3 separate regions of the Homo sapiens genome follow, and regions 1 and 3 are each linked to region 2. Evidence: chromatin loops called from intact Hi-C (ENCODE). Cell type or tissue: thyroid gland. All regions are shown on one strand. Each heading gives the region's core, and the rest is flanking DNA. Links, peaks and the distances in the headings are about the cores only.

Evidence for each region. Peaks named below come from ENCODE experiments on the same cell type or tissue, not always from the same donor. Only the 100,000 strongest peaks of a DNase experiment are listed, where the experiment ranks them.
Region 1: a loop joins it to region 2, with 4 times the contacts of the local background. A loop is called at or near these places in 71 of 110 quality-filtered maps.
Region 3: a loop joins it to region 2, with 5 times the contacts of the local background. A loop is called at or near these places in 77 of 110 quality-filtered maps.

What each region holds. Positions count from the first base shown.
Region 1 is chr2:68,461,963-68,464,462 of GRCh38, reverse strand. FBXO48 (F-box protein 48) reads left to right here. Exons shown (of 4, transcript NM_001024680.3): 4 at 93-2,500. The coding sequence ends at 254. Among named protein-coding and RNA genes, the nearest start is that of FBXO48, 4.1 kb to the left of the region's middle. In thyroid gland, for the core only: a CTCF peak has its summit at 991 (motif pointing left); no DNase peak of the experiment used is centred there.
Region 2 is chr2:68,921,256-68,930,011 of GRCh38, reverse strand. It overlaps the pseudogene GKN3P. Among named protein-coding and RNA genes, the nearest start is that of GKN2, 27 kb to the left of the region's middle. In thyroid gland, for the core only: a CTCF peak has its summit at 4,509; no DNase peak of the experiment used is centred there; H3K27ac peaks cover 869 bases.
Region 3 is chr2:68,706,055-68,714,810 of GRCh38, reverse strand. It overlaps a transcript of ARHGAP25 not described here. Among named protein-coding and RNA genes, the nearest start is that of ARHGAP25, 24 kb to the left of the region's middle. In thyroid gland, for the core only: a CTCF peak has its summit at 5,196 (motif pointing left); no DNase peak of the experiment used is centred there.

The DNA of each region.
Region 1 (2,500 bases), core at 1-2,500, 460 kb after region 2:
TCAGCCCTGTCAATCTGCTTCTCTTGCTTTAAACACATTCACTAACCAACCACCTACTACAGTCTTTTTTAACGGTGATTTACCTCTTTCAGGTGATACTGCTGAGGAATTACCAGAAGAGTAAAGTGAAACACGAATGGCTAAGTGGCAGATACAGCAACATTTGTTCTCCCATTAGCCTACCAGAAAAAATCATGTACCCAATGGATGCAGATACATGGGGGGAAATTCTAGAAGCAGAACTGGAAAGATAAGGGGAAAAAAAATCACAAATCTCAGGTCTTTGAAAGTTTAAAACTTAAATGACTCTTAGGTTGCAAAAGCGATATCTTTATTCGTTCATTTTGTTGTTCACCTTTTTAAAAGAAAATGAAATGGAACTATTATAAAAGTAAAGCTTTATTTTTGTTTTGCACTTTAGTAAAATTTTTCTGGTTTTATTGTAATGTGGAAAAATCATGAAATGTTATTTTTATAAGAAATAATATACTGATAGAGTGATTTCCAAATACAATGTTTCATGTATTTGTGTTAATATATTTGCAATACTAAATGTAAGAGTGATTTGTATGTTCAGCTTAATGATAATTCAAAATTTCAGGAAGCCACTTTAAACTGACTTAAAGATTCATTAAGTGGTGGTTATAACTAGGCTCATGGGAAGACTAGCTAAGTGAAATTAATAGCAATACATTTAAATTAATACATTGACATTTTAATGACTTTAACATTTCTATTTCAGTGGAATCAGATTGAAATGTCAAATAGTGAAACTATTTTTAATGTGTTAAGCCTGTGGTTTAGTTTTAAGTTAATGTCATCTCAGGGCTAAAGTTTGTCCAATTGAGATTCCCATTAATTTTATATAAACCTGGAACGGCTCTCAGGAGCTGAAAGTAAGTGGAAAGTTTCCAGAACACTTTACCATCAGAATGCCACACTAGCCTGGTAAAACTCTCTTTCTGACAGCCTTATAGCACCATCTAGTGTGCTATTCTTAGATAGCAAGACAAAGGACTTTCAGCTCCTTTTTGTTTTCTCCATATTAAAAAGAAAACTGTTATTCTAAAGAATCCTTAACACTTGTCTTTGTTAAAGTTTATAACTTTTTAGGAACCTTTATTTTAACTTTTAAAAACTTTTGTTTCTCTTTTTTCATAAAAACAGATTATATGCTACTCACTATAACAAATTGTTTATTCTGAATCTGTGGTTACCACCATAGTAAAAAAGTGTCTACAAACTGCTTTAGTTAGTGTGGGGTTTTCTTCTTAAAAACTGTTCTCTATAGCATTAAATATAAGAATCCAGGAAACCAATATTTAACAAATAGGCAAATATTAGAAAGATGCCCCACTATATGCAAATTCTGTATGTTGAATCAAGCAGTAGATAATTAATTGTCTCCTACTATCTTCTTAGAGTTGGAAGAGTCCTTGAAAATCAGGCAGTCAAGTGTCCAGGACTATTCAGTAATTTTCTCAATAGGAACACTGTCAGTCAGCCAGCCCAAGCTGAAATCCTGTACTTCTACTAATAGCATCTCTGTTATGTCACAGAACAGTCCAGTTGTAGTCTAGGCTTGCACTGAAGACCACCTCTCTGTAACGTTTGCCTTCTAGCCCCACTTCCACCCTCTAGAACCAGGCTGATTCAGTCCTTCCTGTCTATGATTGCCAGATATTTGAAGACTGATAGCCTGTCTCTTCCTATGTCTTCTCTCCAATTCCACTGATGATCATAGAGTATAATTTCTAGACCCAACAACATTCTCTTCTGCCCATTTACTCTTAACAAAAGAAAGGGGCTGTGCGCCATGGCTCACGCCTGTAATCCCAGCACTTTGGGAGACCAAGGTGGGTGGATCACCTCAGGTCAGAAGTTCAAGACCAGCCTGGTCAACATGGTGAAACCCTGTCTCTACTAAATATACAAAAATTAGCCGGGCGTGGTGGCAGGTGCCTGTAATCCCAGCTACTTGGGAGGCTGAGGCAGGAGAATCGCTTAAACCTGGCAGGCAGAGGTTGCAGTGAGCAGAGATCACGCCACTGCGCTCCAGCCTGGGCAACAAGAGTGAAACTTCGTCTCAAAAAAAAAGGAAGAAAGAAAGGTATCCTACTAATTTTATTTCATAAAAGATAAGAAAGCACTTGGAAATTTTCAAAGTATGGGAAAAATTAAAGCTATAAGCATTTTGCTGAATAGCATCTGTGTACAATAGTAAATGTACACATATATTTTTAGCTGTTTTTTTGTAATGGATGTTTATTATTTTTGTCCAGCCCCCTTACAATCTATCATCATCATCTGTTAATAGAAGTTATCCTAATTAGGGAGACTCACCCTTCTCACTTCCAACCAAGTGTGTGGTTTTTTTTGGCCGGGGTGGGGGGCAGTTTTTTGTTTTTGTTTTTTTGTTTTGTTTTTTGAGATGAAGTCTCACTCTGTCACCCAGGCTGGAGTGCAGTGGCATGATCTTGGCCCACTGCAACCTCCACCT
Region 2 (8,756 bases), core at 2,961-5,460:
TTGTTTAAGTTCTTTGTAGATTCTGGATATTAGCCCTTTGTCAGATGGGTAGATTGCAGAAATTTTCTCCCATTCTGTAGGTTGCCTGTTCACTCTGATGGTAGTTTCTTTTGCTGTGCAGAAGCTCTTTAGTTTCATTAGATCCTGTTTGTCTATTTTGGCTTTTGTTGCCATTGCTTTTTGTGTTTTAGTCATGAAGTCCTTTCCCATGCCTATGTCCTGAATGGTATTGCCTAGGTTTTCTTCTAGGGTTTTTATGGTTTTAGGTCTAACATTCAAGTCTTTAATTCATCTTGAATTATTTTTTTTATAAGGTGTAAGGAAGGGATCCAGTTTCAGTTTTCTATATATGGCTAGCCAGTTTTCCCAGCACCATTTATTAAATAGGGAATCCTTTCCCCATTTCTTGTTTTTGTCAGGTTTGTCAAAGATCAGATGGTTGTAGATGTGTGGTGTTATTTCTGAGGCCTCTGTTCTGTTCCATTGGTCTGTATATCTGTTTTGGCATCAGTACCATGTTGTTATGGTTACTATAGCCTTGTAGTATAGTTTGAAGTCAGGTAGCATGATGCCTTCAGGTATGTTCGTTTTGCTTAGGATTGTCTTGGCTACGTGGGCTCTTTTTTGGTTCCATATGAACTTTCAAGTAGTTTTTTCCAATTCTGTGAAGAAAGTCATTAGTAGCTTGATGGGGATGGCATTGAATCTGTAAATTACCTTGGGCAGTATGGCCATTTTCACGATCTTGAGTCTTCCTATCCATGAGCATGGAATGTTCTTCCATTTGTTTGTGTCCTCTTTTATTTCGTTGAGCAGTGGTTTGTAGTTCTCCTTGAAGAGGTCCAAAGCTTAAGTTCTGTAATCCCAGGTGGAACATACAATCTGTTATTAGTGTTCATATGATCCTCTTTTAAACAGAAGGCTAGGGCCTTAATAAACATGGAATACATTTGGGTCAGGGACACTGATTTGAGATTCAAATATGGTAAATTTCACTGAGTGCTGAAGTAGATGTATTCTGAGAATAAATGTTAACAATGGCCATCAGTAGGATGGTAACATCTTGAATGCTATTTTTGCCATCACCACCCCAACTCCCAAAGGACCCAAATCCTGGTGCATGCATGGAAGATTCTTTATAAGGACCCAAATTTACCTTGACAAGTCCTCTAAGGTCTAGAGGGGTGTGCTGGCTCTTTCTCAGGAGGGAGCTATCACAGCCCAGCCAATGACAGCCAAGTGTGATGATGCACATCGGGAGGGCAGCAGGCCTTGAACCTGGCATTTCTGGAAGGAAACCAGTCCCAGCTGGAAAGCGAGTATCTGCAAGGATGTAATAGATGGAGACAAGCATGGTGGGGGGTCTTGAAGTCTCCTGGAAATAACAAGGATGTTATAATAATTGGATGAAGTCCAGAGATGATGGGAAATTCAGGAGCAGCTGAAGCTCAGAAGTCCAGAAGAGGGAGACTGGCATCAGAGTGGTCAGTAGGCAGCAGGCCCCCACCATCACAGAAGGTTCAGGAGTGGGGATCTAGCAACTGTAACAGGGACTTAGGCACATACGACAAGATAGGGACTGGTCCCCAGAGCTCAGGTTGAAGGTGGAGGCTGGGTGTCAGGGATAAGGCACATACAGGATGCACTGACAACCATGGTGATTTGACTCTGGGGATTCACTGGGCTTAGTCTTGGGGGCCAGACGCTGCCTCATGGTGCTCTCAGGGCCTCGGGTTGACCAAGCCTTGGTATATTGCATCTGATATTTACACATAGTGTGGCTGTGTACGTATCTGTACTTGCCTTGCCCTCAACAAATCATATGTGACCAATTCCAGAGGCTCAGAGCCTCTGGCCTGCCCAACCACATCCTGTGTACACCTTGGTAGAGGTTCATCTTGGGCTTTTCTGGTGCAGTCGGCTTTCATTCCTGGCTATAGGCAGTCAACCACTGCTCTATCTTCTTGGCAGAACTGGCTCCTAGCAGCTCTGTCATCCCCCAGAACCCTCCTGCTCCATGCACACGCACTATGCAACACCCCACCCAGTCCTACTTTATTTTATAGTCCTCCAAACTCCAGCCTGACCTTCTGTGGACATCTGCGCATGTGTCTCTAACACTCCTTCCCCATTTATTCTTGTTCCTGAGGTGAGAGGAGCCAGGGATGCTCTGTGGTTTGGGTAGGCATGGCTCAGGCCCTCCCAGCTATAGGAACGGACAGTTAAAATACAAAGCCTATTCGATTTCAACAAGAGAGAAAGAAAAAGACAGATTAAAAAAGCCTGGGCAACATAGTGAGACCCTGTTTCTACCAAAAAAAAAAATTTTTTTATTAGCCTGGCATGGTGACTCATACCTATAGTTGTAGCTACTTGGGAGGCTGAGACAGGAGGATCACTTGACTCAGGAGTCCGAGGCTTCATTGAGCTATGATCGCACCACTGTACTCCAGCCTGGGTGACAGAGCAAGACCCTGTCTCCAAAAAATAAACAATAAATAAATACATACATAAAAAGAGTGCTGAGAATCCGTGGTCCTTATTCATTTGCAATGGAGAGAAATGCCTGGGAGTTACCACTAAAGGGCTTAGGCCAGTTCCAAAGGGAAGCTTACCTGGATCTCTCACAGAAATTTTCATGTTACAGGCTGGGCCACCACGGAGAATAGGCTTCCTTGGAATCTCAGCACCAATTTTTCAGGAGACTGAGATATAGCCTCAGACCCAACAGCTAAGTCTGTGCTATGGCTAGTGTCTGTGTTTATTTTTGATTGATTGATTGATTCTTTTTTTTTTTTCTGGCTAAAATTCTCAAGAAATTTCTCAAGAGATACCCCAGAAAGAAGCCCTTAAAAATGAGCCATCCTGGGAGAGGTGCCAGCTCCTTTGCACCATGCCGGAGTGGGAGGTCCCGGGCTGCATGCAGCCGGGAATGCTGAGAGGGGACAGGGCAGCCAGGGAGGACTCATTTGCTAGACCAGTGAGGCAAGAAACTATTGTTCTAACCCAGAGGGAGAAAGTGGACACACTTTTTCAGATTACAGAGCTGGGTACTGGGACAAAAGGCAGAAGGTAGAAGACTAAAAGGAGCAGCTTCCCACAGGCAGAGGGAGGGCTGGGTCCTAGCACTGGCCTCAGGCCAGGTGAGTCCACATGCCAGACAGCCCTCCTGGAGGTTCAGAGCCCAGGAGTCTCACCGCAGATGAAGAGTCCCATAAAGGACAGAAGTTGGATTTCAAAACAAGAATTGGAGTCAATTGCCAGGGCAGTACCTTTAAAAAGAAAGAGAAGGATTTTTATTTTTAAAAAATAGCACTTTAAGACCCCCAAATAGAGTGGCTATATTATGAGTTGCAACTAACACAGTTGTAGTGCTCAGGACAGCTCTTCTAGCAAAAGACTGGGACTAAAATGAAAGATCCTACTACCGCCTGCCCCTGCAATCATTGGCCTCATCTCTCCTTTTTCTATTTCTTTAAGTGATCCTTAATCATCCTTCTGAACCCCAGCCCCTCAGGTTCTCCCTGTTTTCCTGCTGGATCCTCCTGTTATGAATAACCCCTGTTCATTGGGTTAACTTATATTAAGATGTAAGTGACTGGCAGCAGCCTAATGGGAAGTGCTTACTGACTATCTGGACTAGAAAGCAGCTCTTTAAGTCTTGTCTAGTGGTTTTCCAAGGTGGTTACTACTGATCCGCCACCACATTCCTAGCAGGAGTGCCAGCCACTGAGATGTTCCTTTTCCAGAGTGGTCTATAACTATTAGAGTTTTGCCTTCCAACCTCTGGGCAGCTTGCAGAAGAGGAAAATGGGGATCCCAGAGCAATGGGACTCTAATGATAAGATGCTGGGCTCTGTGTTGCTTGGGCAGGGGGTGATGAGGCTTTGGGTCAAGCGAGGATATCTACCCACTGTCAAATCCCACTGATGAGATGACTGAACTTAGCCTCCTGATAAAGACTAAGTTAACTCAGCTCGCCATTCTCAGCAAGTCCCGCTGTCAGGAAATCATCTCCACAACCAGAGGGGGAATACATCCTAGGCCCCATTATTTTTATATCCAGTAACAAATAAATAGAACAAACCCAACAACTGTTATTAGAATTTGTCAATGACCGAAAATTCATACTGTGCCTTTTGACTCACCCATGGTCTTGGGTTTCTAGTTAAGTTGCTAACACACCTTCTTTTTGCTGCTGGGCAAAGTAGGTGGGGTCATCTCTGCACATGTTCTTAATGGGCTTTCCATACTGTGCTAAGTTCTTGACCCAGCTGGGTAAAACAGTGTAAGTCAGGCCGCGAGTAGACGGGTAATACTTAAAAGCCTGGAAGGGGTGGCACATCAAAATGATGAGACAGCATTTGGGGGTGGCACAGGAAGCAGGACAAAAAGGATCTGAGACCCTGGCCCATGAGTAAGTGGAGGCAGTGCATGGGGTGATAAAATTGACCAGAATAGCTCCGAACCCAAACAGGCTCTTGGAGTCTCTAACAGCAATATCCTGTCTGGCCACAAGGTGATGACATTACTCCAGAAAAATCTGCCTGTGCGTTCAGGTGACTTTTCCTGTCCGTTCCTTTCAACCTTTTAAACTTAATAATTCATTCGGTCTTCGATGCTTTCTCATCTCTAATGAAAATATAGAATGCTTTAAATTTTTTTGTTGCATTATATTATGTTTTTGCTTGTTAAATCAGATGGGATACTTTCAGCTTTTCTCTTTAAAAAATTGGTAAGTTACCTTATTTTTATGTGACCTGAAGTGTATCTTTTTCTCCCCCCTGAGAGTCAGCAACTCCTGCCATGAATATCAGTGTCGGCCAAATGTGCTGTGCAGGCTACTTAAGCAAATGACAGCAGATTTCAATGACTTGCCCAGGACCACTCGCTGGTTTTTAACTTACTGGACTACTTTTGTCATTTAAGAAGCTGAGGGGAAGAGAGCTTCAGCAGTCCTGGGCTTATTTTCAACTGAAGAGAATATGTGTGGATATGTTTAGGGGTTAGGTAGAGGAGAAAGAAGGTAGGGGAATGTGAATATTCTATTACTTCACTCTAATATTTACATTCAACAATTTATATTCACTAACATGTAGCTCAAACCCTTCTGGAATTCATCAAAATGAGATCACTGTATAGAACTTTTATTTGATTAAATTATGACTTGACTTGAATGAGCCATCAACAGCACCTGGAGTCCTTGGTATGATGGTGGAATTTCATGGGCATGAAGAACAAGCGTGACCCAAGTCTCTCTGTGTGCACAGCCTTGTCCTAGGAGGTTGGATGCAGAGGTGGAAAACACCAAACTAAAAGGAAACCACAGTGAACTGGCTTCACTTACCTGCTTGTCCAGGGCCTTGCTAATGTCATCCAAACTTGGGAAGACTGCCTTGTCCATCCTGGCCAGGACACAGGCCATCTTGTTAAATACCTTAGCCACCAAAAGGGCCTTAAAGCAACACAGCAGAAACACGTCATTCATGCAGTCACAATATTAATGGACACCCACTCTCTATCAGTGTGGCACAGCTGCTCTTCTGACTGATGTACAGCATCCAGCAGAGTGCCACTCTGGGCACCAAAAAAAGGCCAGCATCAGGACTGGTAACACGTTCAGAGCCCTGATGCTCCCGGGGCTTTTGGCACTGTCCCCTGATGTGGGTGAGGAAAGGAATCTCTCAGGGCATTCTGCACACAATGAATGGACAGGTGGGATGGGAGGGATAGGGGGTTGGATCTAATAATAAGGCTGATTGCAGGTCCTGTTCTGCCACTTAGCAACCATCATGGTCCTCAGTGGGCTCCACGATCCTCTGTTTTTTCATCTGAAAGCAGAAATAATAATAGCCCCTCTCCCACAGGGTTGCTGTGAAGATGAGAAGAGAAATTAACTGCTTGTGAGAGCTTGTGAGGGCACTGTGAAAATTATGGAGTGCTCTCTGAATGTACAAGGTTGTCAGGAACCTTGGGCCAGGCCCTCTAGACTCAGATTCTAGCCCTAGGTCTGCCACTGACCATCCCCCTCCATGAGTCCCTGGGCCTGTCTTCTGGCCTCTCACAGCCTGGAGTAGAGCAGCAGTTCTTCAGCTGTGTCTGACTGTGCCTAAGGTTCGCCTGCATCTCCCTCCTCCAGCCAGAGTAGTTCTGGCTTCTTCTGTTCCACGTCATAGACTACCGTGGAATATTTTTGTTTGAAGAAAAGTCTCCATGGCATAGAGCAGAGTTGAAAATCACTAGCCTGTGTAGACTGTGTGCCCTCTAGCAGGATTCAGGGGACATTTCCTTGAGGAAATCAGGAGTGGGTTAGGTGACTAGCGAGGAACATGGTCAGGGAAGGGAGCACAGAAGATACAGACTGGAGCAGAGAGAAAGCCTGTGCCTGAGGTGCCCATCCTGAAGTGTCCGGAGTGGCTGGAGGGAATGTCATGGATGTGGGTGGGAGTGGGGCCAGATGGAAGACGGTGGGGCCAGATGGGACAGGGCCTTGCAGGACAGAATAAGAAGTGTGGGCTTCTGCTTCACTTAACCCTTCAGAGTCCTGCCAGGTAGGAATGGTAGCTATTGATGCTATTTTGCAGAGGAGGAAACTGAGGCACACAGAGGCCGAGTGATGTCCCTGTGGTTATAGTGCTTTTCTATCAGACAGCCAGGCCAAGCACACAGGTGGAGCCTTCTCAATATTGTGTCTTTCTGCTAGGTCTTACCATTGAAAGTGATGGGCAAGTTGCAGTCAGATTTCTAAAAATGAAAATACAACATTCTTCTTCTTTGGAAATTAACATTAAAATCAGAAGTCAAGACAAAATAACTTCTACAGCACATACCAGTTACAAGACATGGGGGCTTCTGAGATCAGAGGCCTTCGGTGGCCGTGTGAAGTCAACACCTCACAGGAACATAGGGGATGTAGGATCCCTATAGACCAGCTGGAATTCCCCCTATATTTTTTGGCTCAAAAAGAAGTCACTGCAACTGCAGGGAAGCTGTTCCCTTACCTAATGATGTGCATGCCCATCAAGGACCTAAACCTAGAGAAGGCGAATGTCCTCTTTCTCTGGAAAAGCATAAGGCTACATTTTGGACCAGACGTGGCTTTCTTTCACATTGTAATGAATGTGTTTCTCATCTTATATTCTTGTAGTCCAGGATTCCGTCCTATTCACTGAAAATATTGTTGTCTCGGATGCTGACCATACCTTGGAAGGCACCAATATGGATAATTTGAGTCCCAAAAGATCCATACAAAGGATGGTTGAAACGGATGTTCTGGAGAAAACCAAGCAACAGTGAGAAAAGTTGAAAGTTCAGAGTTCCTACTTTGCCCATGCCTTGTAGGTTTTACGGGTACCCACAGGAAATTTGAGGAGGTTGCCCTTAATTATCACCTTTTAAAATGCTTCTGCTAAAGGAGGACTAGACAGGTTGAACTCTTTCCATCCTTACTCACCATCATGGCCAGGGATGGGGTTAGGACGAAGACCCCAAGGATGGAAGATGCAACCTGAAATGAAAACAAATATCAGGGCATTTTTGCCTTAGCTTCAGGTGAGCTCAGAGTCCAGAGCCCCAAGCCCTGCTGGGGCTGGAGCCTTCTTTTAATGATCTCTAACTCCCATCCTCTTTCATGGCATGGGGGACCCAGTGTATCAGGAGACTGTCACGCAGTATGGTTGATATGCTGGCTACTCAGGAGACAAAGCTTTATATAGTTCAGTCAAGGATACCTTTTGCTTCACTCTGCATGTATTGCTAATCACTGGGCTAAATATTAGGCAACCTGACCAACCACTTGATGCGCACATGGGGAAGGACCATCTCAGGCCAAATTGTAAAATAAGTGATGATAACTCAGGTTCTCAGTCTTGTTTTTCTGCACCTTCCTCTCTCTTTCCAAGCATTTGAGACTCCCTCTCTGCCCTCTCTGGAAACTGATATCCTCCTGATTTCCTTTCCTCTAGATTCTCCACTTTGCCTGAGAATAAAAGACCGTGAACCACTTATTTGCACTTTATTTTGAAATAGATTGTGCTAATTAAATGTGACTAATTATTGAAATATTTGCAGTTAATCATTTCTTCTCAGTGTGGCCTACTTGCTTGTTGAGGGAATTTTAAGCATCAGAGAGTAAGTCAGAGAGAATTGGTGGGAGCAGAAACAGGACAAGGTGAGAAAGTGCACAATGAATGTTTCCCCACATTCCATACCTCATTCTCATCTGGTCTACTGAAGGCTCAGGAACTCGCCTTCTCCCCCACCCCGCAATATCCCACATGCAACGAAAGCAAACAAAGGCAAGATACATATACAAAAGAAAAGAAAACAGCTACTCTATGAATAATCATCATGATGCTGTAAGGCTAATAGAGGAAATATATGAGCTGCAAATAGCAACACTATTTTATGAAACTATTAGGGTTGGTATATATTAAATATATTTGAAACTTTCCTTCACTGGAAATTTGTAAATAAGACAAGTCTAGGAAGAGAGGACCCTAAAATATGAATATCTATGTAACCCCCAAGGATTCTGGACCTTTAAGAACTTAGTTATTACTTCCTTTGGGAGAGACTCTTTGTTCAGATGTTCCAAAACAGAGAGGCTATGTTTTTTCAAATTAATATTTGAAAATTCTAAATTCCCCTTGAGTTTAATTTGAAGAGTCCATGGGGAAAAAAGAACTTCTCCCTGGCTATTTTGGCTCTGAGAACATAATCACCTACATTTGAAATTAGAAAATATACTTACAAGG
Region 3 (8,756 bases), core at 3,836-6,335, 220 kb after region 2:
GCCCTTCTCCAACCAGGCATTTCTGTGTATCAGGATGAAGGCTGTGCCTGCTCCTGAATGACTACTGGGTAAATAACGAAATTAAGGCAGAAATAAATAAGGTATTTGAAACCAAAGAGAACAAAGACACAACATACCAGAATCTCTGGGACACGGATAAAGTAGTGTTTAGAGGGAAATGTATAGCACTAAATGCCCAAAGGAGAAAGCAGGAAAGATCTAAAATTGGCACCCTAAACATCACAATTAAAAGAACTAGAGAAGCAAGAGCAAACGCATTCAAAAGCTAGCAGAAGACAAGAAATAACTAAGATCAGAGCAGAAGAAAGAGATAGATACAGGAGAAACCCTTCAACAAATCAGTGAATCCAGGAGCTGGTTTTTTGAAAAGATTAACAAAATACATAGACCACTAACCAGACTAATAAAGAAGAAAAGAGAGAAAAATCAAATAGATGCAATAAAAAATGAAAAAGGGGATATCACCACTGATCCCACAGAAATACAAACTACCATCAGAGAATACTATAAACACCTCTATGCAAATAAACTAGAAAATCTAGAAGAAATGGATAAATTCCTGGACACATACACCCTCCCAAGACTAAACCAGGAAGAAGTCAAATCCCTGAATAGAACAATAAGTTCTGAAATTGAGGCAGTAATTAATAGCCTACCTATCAAAAAAAAAGCCAAGGACCAGACGGATTCACAGCCAAACTCTACCAGAGGTACAAAGAGGAGCTGGTACCATTCCTTCTGAAACTATTTCAAACAATACAAAAAGAGGGACTCCTCCCTAATTCATTTGATGAGGCTAGCATCATCCTGATACCAAAACCTGGCAGAGACACAACAAAAAAAGAAAATTTCAGGCCAATATCCCTGATGAACATCAATGCAAAAATCCTCAATAAAATAGTAGCAAACTGAATCCAGCAGCACATCAAAAAACTTATCCACCATGATCAAGTTGGCTTCATTCCTGGGTTCAACATCAACAAATCAATAAATGTGATCCATCACTTAAACAGAACCAATGACAAAAACCACATGATCATCTCAATAGATGCAGAAAAGGCCTTCAATAAAATTCAACAGCCCTTCATGCTAAAAACTCTCAATAAACTAGGTATTGATGGAATGTATCTCAAAATAATAAGAGCTATTTATGACAAATCCACAGCCAATATCATACTGAATGGGCAAAAGCTAGAAGCATTCCCTTTGAAAACCAGCACAAAACAAGGATGTCCTCTCTCACCACTCCGATTCAACATAGTATCGGAGGTTCTGGCCAGGGCAATCAGGCAAGAGAAAGAAATAATCAAATAGGAAGAGAGGAAGTCAAATTGTCTCTGTTTGCAAATGACATGATTGTATATTTAGAAAACCCCATCGTCTCAGCCCCAAATCTCCTTAAGCTGATAAGCAACTTCAGCAAAATCTCAGGATATAAAATCAATGTGCAAAAATCACAAGCATTCCTATACACCAATAACAGATGGAGGACCAAATCATGAGTGAACTCCCATTCACAATTGCTGCAGAGAATAAAATACCTAGGAATACAACTTACAAGGGATGGGAAGGACCTCTTCAAGGAGAACTACAAACCACTGCTCAAGGAAATAAAAGAGGACACAAACAAATGGAAGAACATTCTGTGCTCATGGATAGGAAGAATCAATATTGTGAAAATGACCATACTGCCCAAAGTAATTTATAGATTCAATGCCATCCCTATCAAGCTACCATTGCCTTTCTTCACAGAATTAGAAAAAACTACTTTGAATTTCATATGGAATGAAAAAAGAGCCTGTATAGCCCAGACAATCCTAAGCCAAAAGAACAAAGCTGGAGGCATCACGCTACCTGACTTCAAACTATACTACAAGGCTACAGTAACCAAAACAACATGGTACTGGTACCAAAACAGATATATAGACGAATGGAACAGAACAGAGTCCTCAGGAATAATGCTACACATCTACAACCATCTGATCTTTGACAAACCTGACAAAAACGAGCAATAGGGAAAGGATTCCCTATTTAATAAATGGTGCTGGGAAAACTGGCTAGCTATATGCAGAAACCTGAAACTGGACCCCTTCCTTACACTTTATACAAAAGTTAACTCAAGATGGATTAAAAACTTAAACATAAGACCTAAAACTGTAAAAACCCTAGAAGAAAACCTAGGCAATACCATTCAGGACATAGGCATGGACAAAGACTTCATGACTAAAATACCAAAAGCAATGGCAACAAAAGCCAAAATAGACAGATGGGATCTAATTAAACTAAAGAGCTTCTGTACAGAAAAAGAAACTATCTTCAGAATGAACAGGCAACCTACAAAATGGGAGAAAATTTTTGCAATCTATCCATCTGACAAAGGGCTAATATCCAAAATATACAAGAAACTTAAACAAATTTACAAAGAAAGAAACCCGTCAAAAAGTGGGTGAAGGATATGAACAGACACTTATCAAAAGAAGACATTTATGTGGCCAACGAACATATGAAAAGAAGCTCATCATCACTGGCCATTAGAAAAATGCAAATCAAAACCGCAATGAGATACCATCTCACGCCAGTTAGAATGGTGATTATTAAAAAGTCAGGAAACAACAGATGCTAGAGAGGATGTGGAGAAATAGGAATGCTTTTACACTGTTGGTGGGAGTGTAAATTAGTTCAACCATTGTGGAAGACAGTGTGGAAATTCCTCAAGGATCTAGAACCAGAAATACCATTTGACCCAGGATTCCCATTACTGGGTATATAACCAAAGGATTATAAATCATTCTACTATAAAGACACATGCTAATGTATGTTTATTGCAGCACTATTCACAATACCAAAGACTTGGAACCAACCCAAATGCACAATGATAGACTGGATAAAGAAATGTGGCACATATATATCATGGAATACTATTCATCCGTAAAAAAGGATGAGTTCATGTCCTTTGCAGAGACATGGATGAAGCTGGAAACCATCATTCTAAGCAAACTAACACAGTAACAGAAAACCAAACATCTCATGTTCTTGCTCATAAATGGGAGTTGAACAATGAGAACACATGGACACAGGGAGGGGAACATCACACACTGGGGCCTGCGGGGGGTGGGTGGCTGGGGGAGGGATAGCATTCGGAGAAATACCTAATGTAGATGACGGGTTGATGGGTGCAGCAAATCACCATGACACATGTATACCTATGTAACAAACCTACACGTTCTGCATATGTATCCCAGAACTTAAAGTATATTAAAAAAATTTTTTAAAAAGATGGAGGTTGTGAATGGAGCTTAATGGAGGTGAGAGTAGCTATTCTTTCAAGAATACTAATAATTCATGCCATTGCACTCCAGCCTGGGTGACAGAGCAAGACTCCATCTCAAAATGAAAATAAATACTAATAATTGAGTTAAAATCATCATAATGAGGTTGGCAAAATATCAACCTGTGGTTTGCACCAAAATTTATCTTAGCAAAGTCACTCTTCCCCTTTGGAAATACTTTGAGAAGGACTTATGGGAAAATTCACCTCCATTCCTCCCCCATCCACCACAACCAGCACCATGGATGTTCATGAAGGTCAGCACCAAGGCTGAAGAGAAAGCAGCTGAATGCACTACAAATAAAAGGAGAAGACATTGGATTTCCTCGGCAAATTCAGCACAGAAAAGAAGGCAAGTTAAATGGGTGCCATTGAGAGGGAGGGGGCTGCATTCTGTATGAATGATTTTGTTGTGGTGGAAACTTAAAAGGCCAAGTTCAAGTTTGACATAGGATGACCTAGACAACCAGGGAGGAAGTGGAAGTCCAAGGAGGCAGAAAAGACTCTGAGAACCATATAAGGTGAGTCCACACTAGAGAGATGTAGCAGAGATCTTGGTTTTCACTTTCCATAGGCCCATTTATTAGAGAGTTGAAGCCAATTTTGCCTCCATCTCAAGCAGCAGGCAGCCCCCTAGCTAACTCTCAGTTATATAAGAACTAGAAAAAGCCACCAAGTTTATGTCAGGGACCAAATATTTGAGCCTTGTGAAATCACCAGATGACTGAGGACTCTGACCTTCTGAGAAGGAGCTGTCACTCACCTGCTGCAGAGACATATTTATGGAGGGAGATGGAGCGGGGGGTTCCAGCAGTGTCCAGAGCCACTTAGGCTGGAAGTCACTGTAGACCAAAAGCTGAGTGTGTCCTTTAGCTGGAACAACTTTGAGAGCTCCTAGGCTGGTGCTTATCTATGGAAGAAGCCAGTAAAGCCAAGTCTGAATCATTGCAGGAGACTCTGTAAGTAAATAAATAAAAGCTCTGTAGTTATTTTTAGCCCAATTCAGTCCATAATCATTATTTCATTCACATCTGAAGAATAAAGACTGATTCAAATAATACTTATGTTCCATTTGGTTCTAGTCATCATTCCCCACTAATGCCCAGGAAATAATCTGGAGGTCTTCCATTAGTGCAAAATTATTGTTATTAGTCCATTTGTTTGGAGATTTAATGGATTCTGTTCATAGATGAATTTCTTCGAGAATTCAAATTTATGTACTTTTTAAAAAGCATTTCTTTTTCTCTTTACAATTGCAATTCTGGGTTGAATTATTATTTTTTTCCTGCCTTTCTATGGCTATTTTTTTTTAATTTGTAAATTACCTGATTGGTCCATTTGCTGACTGACCTAACATAAAATCAACCCCGTGCTATCTGCCCTGGGTAATTGGCTGCTTCCTTTATGAAGAGATTGTCATCAGACTCTTTTATAAAGCATCTCAGAAGGGTTAACACTATTACCTTAAGGAAAGCCATTCTTTAATTTATTAGAACAAAAGAATTGAGGAGAAATCTATTGGCGAAACAGTCTCATAATCCAAAATGCGATTGGGTTCTGCTCTCTTTGCCTCCACCCCAGGAGGATCATAAAGCAGTGCAGACATCCACATAGACTGGCCTGTGTTGCATTTGTCCTCCTAGCACTCAGAGACAAAGACCACATGGCTGGCTCAGGGAGGCACAGAGTGACTGATACACAAGGCACACTCACTTGCCAAATTACGGGGTGTTTGGATCTTGGTTTAATATGTTCCAGATCATAACCTGGTAGAGAAAAGACTGTTTATCCACATCGGTAACCACTGGGAATAGTTGACAAAAGGAAAAAACTCTTGTTTCTTAGCTCCCTCTGCTGGTCTTTCAGAAAACCACCTGTCCCCTCAGGATCCCATCCTGAGCTTTGTACACATGGAGGGCCAGCTTCCTGCCAAATGTGAGCTGGTAGGAAAGTCCGGTCCACATCAACTAGGAAGACAGATCTTGGCTTCTCAAGGAACCTGGTGATTCAAAAGATGAGAACGGAAGAGGGGCCTCCCCGTGGCAAGTCCAAATTCAAACACAGATTCTCCAGCCCACCCCACAAAGAAATAAGACTGAGGCATGTTTACTCTGGTCCCGAAGCTATGTGTTAGGTTTAATGCAAACTCTGACTGCCATAGTTTAAACCTATATCACTTATTCAGGCTTAGTAGGGAAAGAAATGGAGAACGGTTGATCAACCTGACTCAATATGTTTGGTTATTTAAATGGGACCTATAGCTTTGTTTCCTCGAACAACAACAAAAATGTTATTAATTATGTTATCTTTTCTTCATGGTTCCTATTCTCCTAAAAGATTTTCAGGAACCAATAACAGCAATTCCGAGAGATTTTCAGCAATATACCCAAATTTCCAAAGATCTTGCTGCTTTCTCATCTTGAGCTTTCTTATTTCTTGTCCCTAAAGATTTTCCTAGTTCCACTGCATTCTTTCTGAAGCTGGTGAGCAGCCAGCTGACCCACCCAGTGACAAAATTGCATCTGAGCTTTGTACACATCGAGGGCCATCTTCTTGCCAAATGTGAGCTGGTAGGAAAGTCCGGTCCACATCAACTGGGAAGACAGGTCTTAGCCTTTCCCAACAACTCCCAACCTGTTCACAGCCATTCATTGTGCATGATGGCAGGGAAGCCAGGGCACAGTGCTGAATGACACACAGAGCACACTGAGCCCATAGTCCTGAGGTCTATGGATCAAATCCATCCCTGGCAAAAGAAGAGATTTTTTCATGTCGATTCAGAGACTAAAAGGTTGGTTGTCATTGGCCAGAGCACTATTTACACTAGTTAGAGCTCCCCAAGAAAAATGATTTCAAGGCTCTAGGCTATGTCCATGACCTTGGCCAGATAGATGCCTTACAAATGTATGGTCTCAGTTATTTCCTACCAAAGGAAGCAGTCCAAAATTTGCCCAAGTAGTCATGGGTCAGTCAAAGCACACATAGGACAAGGGAACAAAAGATTTACATAGTTTTTTCTATCTAGGAAGATATTATAAACACATAATATAATACCTTCCGGCAACCCTTCGTTCTTTACAAAGCATATTAATACTGTTTTACAGTCAACTGTCACACTACAAAACCATACTGATTTGTTACACTGGTTTGTTATAATTTGTTACTATGTGTCTGTGTCTACATATGGACACATACACATATATTTATACATATACCTGTAATTTTTAAATCAGGGAGTTTTTTGAAAAATGAGTTTGCATTTGTATTAGTCTGTTCTCACGCTGCTAATAATTGGCAATTAATGCAAACTTATTTTCTAGTCTTCTTCACAGCAATTTCACTTTGGATTTTAATGTTACATTCCCTGGCTTTCTACATTCATTCATTCAACAAATGTCTATGAAGTATCACTATGTTCTAAGTGCTACTTTCAGTGTTGGACATAAAGCAATGAACAAAGCCACTGCCTTCATGGAGCTCATGTTCCTTAAGGGAATATATAAAATAGTTCACATAATGAAGGCTTACCTAAAGGTAAAGAGAGCTATGGGTGAGTGTGATGGGAAGGTCTCTTGGAAGAGGTGACAGGGGAGAGGAGCTCAGGGAACTGATATGAAGGAGCAAGTGGTGTGAATATGTGGAGGAAGGGTACTTCAGAACAGAAAACACAGATATGAAGGCCTTGAGGTCATTATTGAATGCCTTCTAGGTTTCAGGCATTGTATTAGAACTAGATATATAATGGTAGACAACATGGGCATGAACTCTCACTGTCATGCACTTATAAACTCTGGGGGGAAGAGTCCAACGGAGGGATCTGAGGGTGGGAATGAAGCTGACTTAGTTAAAATGGCAAAGAGAAGGGTATTCTCAGAGTCCTTGGAAGATCAGTTGATGTGCTCCAGGAAGAGAGAAGGTGATATGGTTTGACTCAGTGTCCCCACCCAAATCTCCTGTCAAATTGTAATCCCCATGTGTCAGGGTAGGGATGTGGTGGGAGCCTGTTGGATCATAGGACCGGATTTCCCCCTTGCTGTTCTCATGAGAGTGAGTGAGTTTTCTCAAGATCTGTTGGTTTAAAAGCATGTGGCTTTCTTCACTCTTTCTCTCTCTCCTGCCACCTTGTGAAGAAGGTGATTGCTTCTCCTTTGCCTTCCACCATGATTGTAAGTTTCCTGAGGCCTCCCCAGCCATGCAGAACTGTGAGTCAATTAAACCTCTTTTCTTTATAAATTACATACACTTATAGCAGTGTGAAAATGGACTAATACAGAAGGCCAGCAATGCTAGACTCCAGTTGGCTAGAGGGAATACAGGTTGAGATGGATTTGTAGGGATAGGCAAATGTCAGATCATTTAGGGCTTCCTAGGTAATTAGGAGTTTGAAGTTTATTTAAAGTGTATTGTATAGCCATGAGGGGATTTAAGCAGAGAGTAGCATTACCTGATTTGTATGTTCAAAAGATTACCCTGATTGCTGTGAAGGGAATACACTGGAAGAAGAGAAGGAGTATAAAAAGTCCACCGAGGAAGCTACTGCAGTAGCTCAGGGGAGAGATCCTGGAGGAGGACCACAGTGGCCACAATAGGAACGGAGGGACAGATTCCAGATCTATTTTTGGAAATAGGAGTCATAGGTCTTGCTGTTGGACTAAAAGAGAAAGATGAGGAAGAAGGAGAATAAGATGCTTGCCCCTTTCTTACAGTGGGCAATAAGTGTTCAATGCCATTGACTGAGAGGATGAAGACTGGGAAGAGGAACACATTTGTCGGGGAGGGGTGGAGGTCCAGAGTTGCATCCTGGACTTTTCAGTTTGAAACTTTTCAGTTTGAAAAGTCCACAAGGTCATTGAAGGAATATCAAATGAGCAAATTTTACATGTCATTTCTTTAAAAGGAAGTCATTAAGTTTGGATGTTTGGTAACTTCTAAAGCGACCTACTTAATATGAGCATTCAGGACTATCCTTCAGATTGATAAAGAGGCTAAGCTTCGCCAGTGTCTGACTTTGCTTGGCCAGTATCGTGCAGGGATGCTGATACTAAATTGATTGGCACACAGAGAAAAGGAATAGCCTTCTAACAACTAAACTAGTTGCACTTCGTGTGACAGATCCCTTAGGCACAGAATCTGAAAGAAGATTAGTAACAAAATGAAACGTCTATGAAAGTCTACTTACAACAGATACACATAAATCAGATTCTAGGTGATTCTGTGCTTATTCACAGCATCAAGGCAATTAATATGTGTAAAAAATAATACAAGTGGAAAAAAATGGATAAATAGGTGGATGGATAAATGGATGGATGGATGGATGGATGGATGGATGGATGGATGGATGGATGGATAGATGGATGGTTTATATTAAAGTCAGGAAGATTTTTCAAGAAGAAAAATGTTCCTGGTT